2 separate regions of the Mus musculus genome follow, and region 2 is linked to region 1. Evidence: chromatin loops called from intact Hi-C (ENCODE). Cell type or tissue: left cerebral cortex. All regions are shown on one strand.

Region 1 (2,500 bases):
AACCCTGATGCTTTGGCAGAGTAGAGATTTCCAAATAGGGAAGAAAGTGAAAAGCCATTTATTAATTAAAATGTTACGTTCTTTTTCTTTTTTTAAATGCAGGGAAGCTAGGCAAGTCTATCTATCAAATGCTGAAAATGTTTTAGTCAAAATTAAAATCCTTCATGTTTGTTTAACTAACAATGAAGGGAAATCTTCTATTCAGACTGGAAAGCTGCTGTAAAAATCTAATTTTCCTGAACTTTTTCCTTCAAGATACCTGCCTTGTGGCCTGTCACAAGGAGAGGGCTAAGAGTAAAGTCTGTGGTAAACAGAAAGACTAGAGTTATTACTTTATCTACCTCTACAGCAAAACTTACACAACCAAACAAAACCATAGGATATTGTGTTCATTTCTTTAATGATCTTCCCGCTCTATGAAGCTGTCTTGGCCTGGTGCTTATTCATTTTACTAAGAGTGAACTATTTAAGTAAAACAACTGTAAACTAGAAAATACTTCCTTTCTCTGGGTAGCTGGGCTATTTCTAACAGAGATCCTAACCTGTGGGGGCAGGGGTGGGGGTGTTCCTATAGTTTGGAAAACTCTTCACCATCTACTTAGGCAGTGAGTCACAACACAGAAGAAAGAAAGGAAGAAAAAAAAATCAATGAGCTGTTAACTCCTTTTCTATGCCTTGGTCAAGGAAGAGTTAACGTTTTCCGTCTCTGGATTCATTTCGCTTCAGGCTACAACCTGGGTTCTAATATAGTCATCTTTGCAGATTTAACCCAAGCTATTTATAAATAATATATGACTTAATATATGATAAAGAAGACTTTCCTTGTGGGAAAAAATATCCCATTATACAAGGGCTTAAATGGCAACCCTCAGTATTGGGGCTTGATGGGGATTCAGCCTCAGCAAATGAAATGCCATTTGGATATCAAAAGAGTCCCAGGGCTTTCATGATCCATTCTGCACCCTCTTAAGTGTATTGCTCATGCTAGGAAAAGAGGCAGGCTTCTTAAGGTAAAATGAAAATCTATGCACATTTCACCAGCACCTCCTAGGGGCCAAGTGCGGATGTGGGACTAGGAGGTGGGTATCCACTCAGCAGCTCAGAACGGCTCCTTTCAACACTCGTACACATAAAAGTGTGCCCTGCTCCTACCACCTAGAACGCGAAATATTTTGTAGAGGTTGTTTGGTGACTCAAGGCAGTCTTTACGGGCTTAAGTTAAAGGTAGGCAGATGCTTTGGGGTGCTTGAAGCATATTCATTAAACCGGACTGCAAAACTCCGTGGAAGATAAAAGACTCCTAAACGCATCATGTCATTTTAAAAGCAAAGCTTCGCTACGATACCAATGTACTCAGAGATAACATGCACCTGCTTTACACACTCAGTGGAGAATTCATTTATAAATTGTCAGGATGCAGGTGCTAACCGAGGCTGGTTTTTGAAGGTCTGCAGTACTCTTGCCTGGTTGCTGGGAAGGAGGACGGGGAGGCGCTGGAGCGAGGGCAGAGCTGAGAGTCTGTAGGAGTTGCTGTTCCAGAGAATTCATTACTCTCTAATTGTTCTGGTTTTACATGAGCAGAGCTTGCCGGGCGGTGGTGGAGAGAAAGATCGAGGGCGAGGGCGGACAAGGCGAAAGGAACCAGCGGCTCCCTCCCTTCCCCCACACATCCCAGAGAAGTCTAGGCGCATTTTTTTTCTTTTTTTTTTTTTTGTAAGTAATTCACCATCATTTGCGAGGAGAAACGGCCCAGTCAGACAAGCAATCGCTAGCACATCTAAATTTTGCAGGGTATTGAGTGCGGGTCCCGGGACCCTTTCCAGGTTTAATTTAAGGATTATCCGCAAGCTGCAGTTGAGTGCTCTGTGGGTTTCCACAGTCTACAGGCTGGAAAAGGGCTGGAGGGAGACGCACCCCAGTGGTTATTTATTCCCTCCCTGCTGTAGACGTCTTTCCCAGGCACTGACACCTCTCGGGCCCTTATACAGGAACACGTACAGCCGGCCTCCACTGTGGAAAGAAACCGGGAAGTGTGGGTCTCACAGAACCCAGTAGGAAGCTTTGCCCAAGGCCAGGCTGCAATTAGGCAGCCGCATGGAGGCTGAGCTTCCCACCTGTTGCTGTACCCTCTGGGCCGCGACTTCCTCCTCCTCAGCCCAGAGCTGGACTCTCAGACCAGGCTAGGCAGCTGGAGGAGGTAGAGGAAGCCACAGCAGGTTCCGAGGCTGGCAGAGCCAGGGTCCGCGGGTGTAGAGATCCTCCTCCTCCTCCTCCTGATGGCGGTTCCCGGGGCGGGGGAAGCGCAGCCACGTGCGCTCCGATTGGCCAACAGTGGGCAGAGGGCGGAGCCAACAAGGCCGGTTATCACAAGGACCGCCTCCAGGCTATCGCAGAGCGCACTGGAGCCCTGGCCAGCGCGCAGCCTTCCCAGCACCGGCAAGCAGTGTCTTGGGAATTCTCACTTGCTTCGGCTCATTCTCTTTCACAAAAACCACTGGAT
Region 2 (2,500 bases), 490 kb before region 1:
AAACAAACAAACAAACATCAATGCACGGTCATTCCAGCTGACTGCATAGCAGTGGCAGCTACTGAGTCCCCAGCATACACATAAGTGTGCACAGTATGGGTACCTTGAACAAGGGGAGAGTCACATCTTCGGCTGTACAGAACAGATGATAGGGGATCTGTTTACATAATCCAAATAGTATGTGCTATGGTGTGCATATGAAATGTCTCCCTAAGACTTGAGTGTTGAAAACTTGATTTCCTGTTCCACCACGCTCAGAGATGGGATTTAGTGGGCGATTAGATCACGGTGGCTCTATGAATCAGCCCATTAAGGAGATCATAATTTTTTGGCTTGTATATTCAGAGATGGAGCCTTGAGAGTGTATTTTTGGAGTGTCTATACCATATCTCTGGTTCACTTCCACCTCCTTCCTAGATACCACAAAGTGATTAACTTCACTCCCTGCCTTGCTCTTATGTCTTACCACAGACCCAGAGATAGTGGAACAACTAACGATAGTCCCAAACCTCTAAAGTCACAAGCCAATATAAGCATCCCTTTGAAGTTATTTATCGCAGCTAGTTTAGCAGTGGCAGAAGGCTAACAGAGACAAGGCCGAAGGTTATGAATCAATTATTTCTGAACTCTTCTATTTAATGCGTTGACTGTGGGTAACTGAAACTCCGGAGAGCAAAGCTACAGAGTATGGAACAACTGGGCAAAGTTATCAAGAGTATCCCTTGCCTCTATGATAGGCTTGTTTTCGTCTTCTCATTGTGTGCAAGGGAGACATATTAATAAGGGGAAATTTATGCCCTATGATTAGGAAGATGGGGAGAGGCGAGAGTTGTCTCTCAATTGCTTCCAGCTCAAAATAATCTTATGGTAAGTGGCACGTTTGAGCTTCCTCATGGGGAGGTAGTCAGGTAGTGTGAGCCTTATGCAGACTCCCCTAGAACTCATTCCGATTTAGAACCTAGTAGCTAAGTTTCAGAAGCAACTCTCCTGCATATTATCCAATGCCACTGAGTGAGAAGATCTGTCAAACAAAGGCAGGCAGGGAGTGCCCTGAGAGAATGACAACCCTACCTATTTCCTTCTTCCACAGGGTCAGAGGATGTGCCTCTCCCTCAGGCAATGGTTCGGAGCAGTTTCGCTGTTCTGACTCTCTCTCAACCTCCACCATTCAGAACCTCTGAGGTGAGTGCTGAACTCTGATGAGGGCTTACCTAGGATTTTTCTAAAACGTTTGACTTGAGGAAATATGGAAGCTAGGTGGCGCTGGCAACCACAGGCTGCACATGAGCAGCCTCTGCAAGCCTGCACATGTGTTCAAAGGCTATGAACGTGAAATCTTTCTAAGGAGTCTGGTTATAGACACGGGAAGGAAGATTTGAATAAAGGAAAAAAATACAGAAATTCAAATTCATCACCCCCAGACTGTCCAGCACCACTCGCGTCTTCTGACTTAAAACCGAAAACCCACGAAGCACGATGTAGGCTTTACCTATTTGTAAAGTCGACGACTCCTGGTCCTTTGCAATTCTAATATTCTGTTTGGTCTTTTGGTTTTGCAATCACGACTGACTCGGAATTCCACAGGAAAACCAGAGGCTCCAAAATAGCACTCGGAAGAGACTTTGGTTTTAGTCCCTTTTCCATTAATGCCTGTTTTCCACCGACCGCATAACCTGTGCATTTGGCATATTTTCCCAATAGCATTGGCTTTTATAAACCATACTGCCTGTCAGGAAATAAAACTGCCTCGGTGGAAAGACCAACATTATAGCTGAGAACACAGGAACGTCGAACCAACCACTGACAACCTGCAGAATAGGGGACAGTGGTGTGGGCCACATCCGTCAGGCAGGTTCAATAGAAGGAGCAACTTCCAGCCATGTCATCTGCTTAAGTCATCACCCACGGAGTCAGCCTCAGCTTGGGACAGAATCTAATCCTGTTAACAGAAGACGAACACACTTAAGTCAAGGCGCCAGAAGAAATGACATTCTGTTTTGTGAATGTGTAGGAAATGTGTTTTATGGAAAAGGCATATCAAGTCATAATTATATAGACACTTAATAAATACTAACGATTGCAGATAATGCTGAGGGGGAACAGAGAAGAGGTTGGAGGTGGGGATTCAGAGATTAATCTATGAAGGGTACCAACAGGAGGCAGGCAAGACTAGAATCCTCTAGTCCACTGGGCTTCATTTAACCAAGGGGTCATTCCCTTGAAAGAGCCTGCGCCTTCAGTGAACATAACAAAGGCAGACACTATGCGAACAGCCCATAAAAGGTCATGGAGCTACTCTCCTTACCCCTTTAGCTTCTTGGAGCAGAGCAACTGCCATGCAGATCTGTTTGATCTGCCTACTTTCCTGGTTATGTTAATCCTAAAGATGTGAGGAGAAAGACCACTGACCCGGATCATCACAGACAAACTAATTAAAGGAAGCTTTATTTATTCAGTACATGGGCTGCCTCCCTTACGAGACTGAGCCCATTAACATCCC

What was found. Peaks named below come from ENCODE experiments on the same cell type or tissue, not always from the same donor. Only the 100,000 strongest peaks of a DNase experiment are listed, where the experiment ranks them.
Region 2: a loop joins it to region 1, with 6 times the contacts of the local background. A loop is called at or near these places in 11 of 42 quality-filtered maps.

Annotation. Positions count from the first base shown.
Region 1 is chr11:111,063,773-111,066,272 of GRCm38, forward strand. Kcnj2 (potassium inwardly-rectifying channel, subfamily J, member 2) reads left to right here and starts at 2,392. Exons shown (of 2, transcript NM_008425.4): 1 at 2,392-2,500. In left cerebral cortex, CTCF peaks have their summits at 1,051 and 2,377; DNase peaks (open chromatin) are centred at 1,116, 1,317, 1,491 and 2,312; H3K4me3 peaks cover 1,637 bases; H3K27ac peaks cover 1,273 bases.
Region 2 is chr11:110,571,479-110,573,978 of GRCm38, forward strand. No RefSeq gene overlaps it. Among named protein-coding and RNA genes, the nearest start is that of Gm46300, 21 kb to the left of the region's middle. In left cerebral cortex, a CTCF peak has its summit at 1,260; a DNase peak (open chromatin) is centred at 1,267.